Linked DNA regions of Homo sapiens: region 2 is linked to region 1. The links are chromatin contacts, found by Hi-C or POLR2A ChIA-PET in ENCODE. All regions are on one chromosome and are shown on one strand. Each heading gives the region's core, a stretch centred on a gene start or an enhancer-like site at or near the end of the contact. The rest is flanking DNA. Distances are from core to core; before and after follow the strand shown.

Evidence for each region. Hi-C counts contacts between places; a loop is a spot of excess contacts on that map. ChIA-PET counts read pairs that join two places held with the same protein, here RNA polymerase II (POLR2A). Pooled maps may share reads with other maps.
Region 2: a map of heart left ventricle shows a loop between it and region 1 (2.0-fold over the local background). The contact joins the promoter of LINC01805 here to the enhancer-like site in region 1. A Hi-C loop is called at or near these places in 4 of 168 maps with a recorded cell type or tissue (endothelial cell of umbilical vein, heart left ventricle and psoas muscle) and 11 of 50 pooled maps. POLR2A ChIA-PET finds 5 or more read pairs at or near these places in 5 of 52 experiments (AG04449, OCI-LY7, PC-3 and 2 more).

The regions. Positions count from the first base shown.
Region 1 is chr2:64,398,153-64,402,683 of GRCh38, forward strand. LGALSL-DT (LGALSL divergent transcript) reads right to left here. Exons shown (of 3, transcript XR_002959392.2): 2 at 124-222. Among named protein-coding and RNA genes, the nearest start is that of LGALSL, 54 kb to the right of the region's middle. Within about 2 kb of position 2,764, at least 7 of the 41 ENCODE cell types and tissues checked have a DNase peak (open chromatin) inside an H3K27ac peak, as active enhancers do; they include PC-3, where a contact is called at or near this core.
Region 2 is chr2:64,483,879-64,488,409 of GRCh38, forward strand. LINC01805 (long intergenic non-protein coding RNA 1805) reads left to right here and starts at 2,475. Exons shown (of 3, transcript NR_147011.1): 1 at 2,475-2,552. RefSeq lists an enhancer at 187-1,386.

The DNA.
Region 1 (4,531 bases), core at 1,514-4,013:
AACTGAAACTAGAAAAAGAAAGACATTTTTTTTTCTGGGCCACTGTGAGTAGCTGTTGCAGGAAGTGCAAAGGCGAAGGGGTGGTAGGAACAGCTAGTTGTCCACCAACAAATTGTGCCTTACCTTCCATAGGCTTAATGGTTTCTGAGACGTGGCAGCCCAGCCAGGGATTGCACTTCCTGGCTCCCCTTGCATGTAGGTGGAGCTATGTCATACCTTCTCCTGTGGAATGTGATCAGAAGAGACAGGTGTCACTTGCAGGTCAAGATGGTTAAGAAGAGGGTGTGACTTGCCAAAAGATAGAAGCAACTTGGGTGTCCATCATGGATGAATAACTAAACAAAGTATGGTGTATACTGCAATGGAAGGAAATTCTGACACCTTCTACAACATGGATAAACCTTGAAGACATTACACTAAATGAAATAAGCCAGTCACAAAAGGACAAATATTATATAATTCCACTTATATGAGGTACCTAAGACAGTCAAATTCATAGAAACAGAGAGTAAAGTGGTGGTTTCCAGGAGCTGAGGGAAGGAGGGAAGTGGGGATTTCATGTTGTTTAATGAGTGCTGAGTTTCAGTTTGGAAAGATGAAAGAGTTCTGGAGATGGATGGTGGTGATAGTTGCAAAACAGTGTCAATGTACTTAATGCCACTGAACTGTACACTTAAAATGGTTAAAATGGGACATTTTATGCTATGTATATTTTACAATAGTTGAAGAAGAAAGAAGAGGAGGAGCAAGAGGAGGAGGAAGAGGAGGAGGAAGTGGAGGAGGAGAAGGAGCTGTGACTTCTCCATATCTGCCAGTTGGAGGTGGAGAACTTTTAGGCCATAGGATGAAAGAACCACACAAGGGAAATAGCCTGTGCCCCTCAATCACCACATGACAAAAGACCCTCACTGACTAGGAATCTGACATTGGAATCTTATTTGAGTGATAAATAGACTTCCAATGTGTTAAGTCATTGAAATTGGGATTCAATCTGTTGCAGCAGCTAATAGAACCCTAACACGACCCACAGCTGATATTCACAGCTGATGTGGGAGAATGGCTACCGGTGCAGCAGGGTCCCCTGTGAAAGAGATAGGGGGTAGTTTCAGAAATGGGCATGGTTTGAGACAGAGAAGACATTTCTGCTGAGGGCCCAGCTTCAAGTTCAGCAGTTCTCAAAAATTAAGTCACAACCCTTTGTCTGCAAGGTGGCTTCCAAGGACTTTGTTTCTAAGGTAACTCAGAGGAGCTTACCTCCTTGAAAGACATGTCACCCATTCTGGGTTAGGAACTGGGTGTGGGCTTGGGGTATGGAAGGTAGGGGAAGAAGGAGACTGTGGTCCTCAGTCTGTGAGGGGTAGGCATGAGATCAGTCCCCACATGCTCTCATAGGCAGATCATGCCCTGGGTAAGTGGCTCTGCCATTCCATTTGAGTGGCAGCTCCTTAGCTGAGCATAGCATTGAAAGAAGGCAGGGATTGCCGTGTCTTGTGCTGAAAGGACAATTGTCAGTAGGATATATACCATGGCTGCTAGCTGTGACCAGAGCTAGCCACAAACTCCATGATCAGCAGCAAAGGAAGTCCCAGCATCAGGAGTGTAGAGGAGGTGAGAGTGACCAGGACAAGCTCTGGGGCTCAAATGGGGCTGTGGAATTTCAACTGCAGCTACAGTGTGTGGAAGGACTTTCCTGGCTGTCCAAGCCCCAGTCCCTCTGCCTCTGGCAGCGGTCTGGGACCCCCTGGGCATGGCAGGGGCTGAGGAGCCCCACAGCCTCCAGGCATGCATCTGAGATGGTTCCAGTAGCCCAGGAGACAAGGACTGACCCTTGGCTTTCTCATAAGCATCCTGGTAACCTGGACTTCTTGGGCTCATCACAGGGAAATGACCCTGGGAAAGAGAGAAAGCCATTCTTGCCAGAGGGGAGATGAGGCTAGAGCCAAACTCACAGGACACATAAAAGAGATGCAGCCTCACTTCATCTCTCAATTTTGCAAAGAATTCACCGTTTTAATGAATTAGAGCAATTCAAGGTCACCCTATAATAACAATGCTCTTACTTACATGCATTCTTTCTTTCCTCCTAAGCTAGAGAGGAAGAGGTGAAGTTAGGGTTTGGGAGCTGGGAATTGCAAACAAATTTGACAGTTGTGGCCAAATCTCGCAATGTGCATAGGGGTGAGTCATGTAGGTAAAGGTCATGTGAGTTACATTAAAATACAAGTTGAAAATGATTGGTTTTATAGGTTTTTATCAGAGATTTAATGTTTATTAAATGTATGAATGTTTCCCTGTCCCTTATAGTGTAAGATCTCCAGAATTCTCCCACAGTGGCCATTAACACTGCTGTGGGTTCTTACCTCTCTTTAGCTTGTCCCTGGCATTCACCCTGTAATGTGACACCAGGTTCTGAGGCCTCCAGAGATGACAGACTGCAGAACATTCAAAGAAAAAGTAAAACACAGACCCTGCCTCTCTTTGCATCCCGTCTCTTGGAGTTTCCTGGAGTCAGTCCTCCATCTTCCTACAAGGTGGTGTCTGTTTCTTTCTCTCACTCTGGATTAATGTTTGCGTTTTCCTTCACCAAAGCCCCAAGGGGAGACATAGCACCTTGCCCAGGGTCTGAGCCCTATTTACAGAAAGCTGTTTTCGCTTTCCTGACATTTTTCACAGTCTCTTATGCATCCTCAGCCTGGGCCTTGTACAAATACTAGCTGATAAACATCTGATGCCAGTCTTTGAAATGGTCCAAGGCCACCTGGGTCCTGCTACCACTTCCTGGGGTTGATCCCAGGATTAGGGCTGAGCAACAGCCCCTCCCGGCCACCTGATCTGGGCAGGGCCCTGCTAGGAAGGGGAGGTCTGGCTCTGGCTATTGAAGGCTGACTCAGGGCAGCCAAGCCAGGATTCCAGCTCCCACAGCATGAGGAGTCCTCTCCTCTCCCCTCTGCTCTCTTGCCAGGATGATACACCCCTGTCTCCCACTGTCAGCGCTCACCTGCATGGGAAGCACTCGCTGGGTCACGAGACTATTTTCCCATTTCCTTCAGCACCAGTGGCTGTGGTGACTTGAGGTCATTTAGAGACCTGCCAGCTCAGTCTCCTCTGTCCTTCTTGCTCTCTTGCTGCCTCTGGGAAGGGCTGAGCTATTCCTGACACCTGGAGTAGGACAACAGCACGAGGAATCCACGCAGAGCTGAATATAAGCAAGCTGGGCTCCTCATGCATGACAAAATGCAAGCTCATGAACCCTCTACGTGCCTGGAAAGGCCACTGTCCCCAGGATGTCTCCATATTCTCCATTTGGGGGTGGGGAGGCTTATGTTCTCACCTCTGGCTCCTAGTTTCTGCTTCCACTGAGTTCTTTCAGTTTGAGTCACTTTGCCATCCCGTGTACACTGTCCTGGGTCTGCACTCAGATGTGGAACTCAGACCTTTGCCTTGATTTCCACAGAAAACAAACCAAACACCCGTCTAAGACTTCTGTTTAGGCAGCAGACTCTGTCAAGGGCTGCTCAGCCAAGAGGATTTACACTGCAGCAGAACAAACAACTTCAAGTGGGGTTTTTGATCTTTAATGATCCTCTTTGAGGCCACTCCCAGCTCCAGAGATTTCCCAGGGATCAGACCATGCCCTGTTGCTAACGAAGCTCATGTTTTCACAGGTTGATGAACGGCCTATACTGGAACAACTACTGGGGGGCTTGGGGGGTCTGCTCTGTGTGTGTGTGTGTGTGTGTGTGTATAAGAGAAGGAGATGGTGGGTTTTATTTGTTGGCTTGTTTCTACTTTGTTTTGTTTGGAGACTTGGTTGTAAGTGAACCTTTACATTTGGAGATAGGTGTCCTGCTCTTTGCAGTGCCCACTCACCAGAGTAACCTCTTAGACCCCATCCACAAAATCCAAAGAGTTGAAAAGAACACAAATGCTGTCCAGCTCAGGAGTCTTCAAGTATTTTGCTTGCATTGCATGTCCCCTAAAATAATGTTGGAACATTATATATCCCCTTTGACAGTTTTTTTTTCCTCCTCTACTCTGAAGGGATGCCTTAAAATTTTTGTGTTGGTATTTTAAATCTCATTTTGAGTTTAAATAGCTGAAAAATGTTACATTTTACTGTAAATTTGAAATCTTTTAACATTTTAACAGTTAAACATTTTGGAATAACTATAAGCCACTATTTAAATGTATCAAAATAGAATTGGAATGTTTTAGCAATTTAATATGTTCCATTTTTTTAAAAAAAATCACGAACAAGCTCTTCTTTAACAGTCAGAAATTTTACATTATTCCTTTTTTCTCCTTGAGTTTGTATTTCCACTCCTCTTTCCCTAAAGAACTTTATCCTGATATAATATACATTTATGATCAAAGTCATTTATTAATCGCCTTATCATTTCTCTTAAAATGTATACAAATTCAATTTTTTTTCCTTTTCTGTGACCATAAAGCTCTAAAGCTACGTTGTCCAATACTGATATTATGGAACACTCATTAGTTTCTCCTTCATCTTTGTTAAAATAATTGGATA
Region 2 (4,531 bases), core at 1,225-3,724, 85 kb after region 1:
TGGCTTCCTCAGAGTGAGCAAAGGGGAGAGAGAGAGAGATCACAAACTTTTGTAAAATAATCTCAGAAGTGATATCCCACCACTTTCCTCATATTCTACTCATTAAAAGTGACTTACTAGGACCATCCCACACTCACAGGGAGATTACATGCAGGCTTGATAACAGAAGGTGGTGGTGATCACTGGAGACCACCTTAGAAGGCTATCTCATTGCCTTTCTGATAAGAGCAACCCTCCTTCTTCTGTAAAACCACATATGATTCTTGTGGGGCTGCTCTCTGTAACACCTGCCACTCCCACCCCATTCCCACACTGAAATGGCCTGAGATCCAGGTCTGGTGGATTATCATAGCACATCTTGTAGCCACAGTGATTGGTCCAAGATGGAGCCATGTGACCCAAGCTTGGCCAATCAGAGCCTTTCCCTGGGATATATAGCAACAGGGAGCGAGACGTTTTCTCTTTCATCTGAAATAACTAACATCAGATGTAAGCTTGGGGTTTCCCATGGCCCTATCTTTCAGGAACCATATAAAGAAATTGGGCCGGGCGAGGTGGCTCACACCTGTAATCCCAGCACTTTGGGAGGCTGGAGTAAGTGGATCACTTGAGATTAGGAATTCAAGACCAGGCTGGCCAACATGGTGAAACCTCATCTCTATTAAAAATACAAAAATTAGCCAGGCGTAGTGGCGCAGACCAGCAGTTCCAGCTACTCAGGAGGCTGAGGTGGGAGAATCACTGGAATCCGGGAGGCGGAGGTTGCAGTGAGCCAAGATCGCACCACTGCACTCCAGCCTGGGTGACAGCGAAAGACCCTGTGTCATAAAAAAAAAGAAAAAGAAAACAAAAGAAAGAAATTAATTTCAAGTACACCAGGAACAATTGAGGCCATCATATTCTGAAGCAGAGATAAAAGATTTGAGATTAAAGAGAAAGTGCAAATAAACTAGTGACATTTTCCTGAATCCTGGATGCTGCTTTCACCCCCCAAAGCTAATGTATCTCCCTTTTTCACTTGAGATAATTTAAATTGGGTTCTGTCACTTGCAAGAAAAAGCATCTTGATCAACTTAGCTACAGTTTTTGCATCTACAAAATCAAGGAGCTGAACTAAATGATTTCCATGTTTTTTTCATATTTCAAGTTCTAAGATTCTGACTTAAAATGTCTGATTTTTTACTAAGAAATAGATTTTTTTAAAAGCGAGGAAAGAGCAGGAGAAGCAGCCTGAAAGAAAAGGAATGCAGAAGAGGGAGACAGGGTCACTCCTGGGACCAGTGAGAGCCAAAGACCAACTCTGCCTGCTGCATGATTTAGACAAGACTCCCGATTTTAACTCAGGACTGTAAGAGTGCCCTGCAAAAGGACTCACGCCTCTAGTGATCCCAGGTAAGGCCCACACATAGGTTTCTCTGACATGCTGTTGGAGTCATGATGACACAGTAGTTGAGGGCATGGGCTTTAGAGGCTGCTGCCCCTGGATTCAATGATTATCATTTTCATCACAGCATTTACTGAGCGTTTATGACATACCTGGAAATATCTCAAGACCCAGCCTCTTCACTTACTAGCTATGTAACCTTAGGGAAGTGACTTAACTGCCACAAGCCTCTGCTTCCTCATCTGTAAAATGGGTGTCATAATAGTTTACTTCTCACAGGGATGTTGTGAGGATTCAATGAGTCAAGAACAGTATCTGGCACGGGCTCAAGCATCAAGAACAGTATCTGGCACGGGCTCTTCCTAAAATGTTCCTCCTTGCCTTTTACACACAGCTCAAATACCAAACATCCACAAAACTTCCCCAATTGTACTCCACCTCCTCTGTCTCCCCCGAGCACTTTGTTCCTGCCTGCTGGCTTTCTTTCTGCACACATTATTTAAGAGGTAGAATGATCAGGATTTCTAGCTCTGTATTTCATTCACCTGCTCACAAATCTATCACCTGTGTGGCTCACCATACCTTATCTTTGGGTTCCTGAAGCGTTGGTCAATGACAAACACACAGGATCTCAACAAATTTAAATGGATTGAGTAAATAATATTCAGCCATCTCTCAAGATCAAAGCAGACAGTATGATCAGTAGTACGTGCCACACCTTTTGGTTTCACCACCTCAGTGAGCATTAAGGATTTTTGTCAGGCGAAACTGATGTGTGATTGTAAAGCTGCTCCTCACATGAAACCACCAATTGCTCAAGCTAAAAGTAACAATTCCTCACAGCTGGCAGGCCAGCCCATCTGCAACTGGCCGTGGAGCCTGTGTTAACGGGTGCGGTGCTGCTAGTTTGGAAGCTGACCAAAGAGACAGTAAACACAAAGGTTGCCTGGGTGCATAAATACAAAACGAGCTCCTCCTTGCCTCATCCCCGAAACAGGCCAGTCACAGCATCAGGGACTCCACAAGTGTCTACTTGTCAGCTCCTGTCAAGTGCAACGGCAAGGACCTACCACCCTCAAGCTGCAGATATTAAGGATGAAATTGCAGGAGCTGCGGTTTTATAAGAAGCCAAACATTGTGTGCATTCAGAAAAAGATATTTTTCTAAGGTGAGTACATGGCAAGGTCATGTATACGGAGAGGAAACATTTCCCCACTTCTGGCTAAAAGAAAATGTGTTAAACGTGTTCACCCGGCTAACTACAGAAAGAACCTCTGGGGACAATCTGGTATGCCGCATGAGACTGACCATGTGGCACCTCATTTCTCATTAGTGCAAATCTTAGGGAAGCAGTACAAAGTGCTTTTGAACCTATAAGGGAAATGAGACGGATAACTGGCTGGGGTGGCATGAAGTTTTCTAAGTAAATAGTGGAATAAAATGTATGAATATAATTTTTATTCCCTTGTGTTGATTAGAATTCAACTCGAGGGCATGGTAAGGCTTACAGGATCACAATGGTGATCTCTCAAATGACTGGAATTTTTTTAAAAAAAACTCTCTTATTCTCAATTCCTCTTTTCTATCTGTGTGTTTTTATTAATTCACTCATTTATTTATTTGTACCCTATGCCATTCCTGAACGCAATGCAGCCTTATGCTCTGCAGGCACTGGGGAACTGACAATGGCTTTTGAGCAGGGCAACTACATGATCAGACATGAATTTTAGATGATCTGGAATCAGCGTTGAGGATGGAACTAGAGAAGACAGAGGTTGGTAGTCCTCCAGATGAGTCCTGACTAGATACCATGAAGGAGAGAAGACACATTATTTAAGAGGCAGAATGATCAGGATTTCTTGACTGGGTGACTGTGGACAGTAGCAAAACAGTGAAAAAATAACTAGAAAGTGACTTTTTCCATGACTTTGTGAATGATGACACTAACTCAAGCAGATTGACAATATAGGAAGTGGACCAGTTTTGGAGTATGGGTAGTAGAAAGCTCGAGGAAGTGCTTTAGAGAAAGGCGCCATATAATGATGCTAAGATTTCAATTCTCTGTCAAGTTGCCAGTGCAGGTGACAGAACATGTGGCTAATGAAGGTCTACTCTTGCTCCCTGTGGGCTGATTGCCAGCTGCACCCTTTGAAGTTGTCCTACATCCTCATCATGCCTGATGGTGACCGCTAGGCTCACTAGAGGAACTTTGAGAGAGTGTGGAAATGGAACAGTACAAGCCCAGAGACATCCTTAGGGACCCAGCCAGAAGGCCTCTCCTACCGATGGGATGGTGGGATTGGAGCAGTGCCAGTTTTGCTTCTTCTTAATTTTTGAAGGGTGGGCAGAAATCTATTGCCAGTGGAACACTGAGTATGCAAGGGTAGATGACCTCACAACTAGGGTGACTGTCCTCAGGCCCTGCCTTGAGTACTGTCTCCCAGTCTGTCTTCACAGCTCGAGGAATGGATCAGGGAGAAGAATCCTCCTTTCCAATCATCCTAGTCTCTCTCTTTCCCCCCAGACACCTTCTATCTATCTCGGAGCCTCTGCTGCTCTTTCTGTATCCCTGGAATGACTTCCTTTTCTACACTGGGTGAGTCTCTGAGCTGGGATACTTCCTGGAAGGGAGAGCCGTTATCTGCTGGAGCAGTCAGCTGTGGACTCGCTAGGCTGTGTCTATGACTGCTGCACAAATAGAAGGATTTCGTTCAGCTTGGGAATTTTTTGTGTATTCTTTACCTATTATCTCATCTTGTTTCTAAAAAGATTCGCTGCATCTTGCAGTATAACAGGAGTTGTTTGCTTTTATTTTATTTTATTTTATTTTATTTTATTTTTTATTAGAGGGACTGGGGATGCCCTCCTTGGGGCTGAGCCAAGGTGCAAAGGTAGAGCTCCCCCTGCTGGCTGACTTTTGCTCCTGCAGCCCTCGGGCGTCTGACGCTTTCGCGTTTATGAAGTCTTGTAGTTTCACAGGGGAGAAAATCAGTGTCGCTCAGCTTCAGGAGGTTCGCTTGCTTTCAGAAACAACGGTCAGTGTGACTGTTGGACTGAACATGCTTAAAACTCATTCCATCACTTTCTGTCATTATCTTTCACTAGCTCTTGCACAAATATTGAGGCTCTTAGTTTGTGGGACATTGA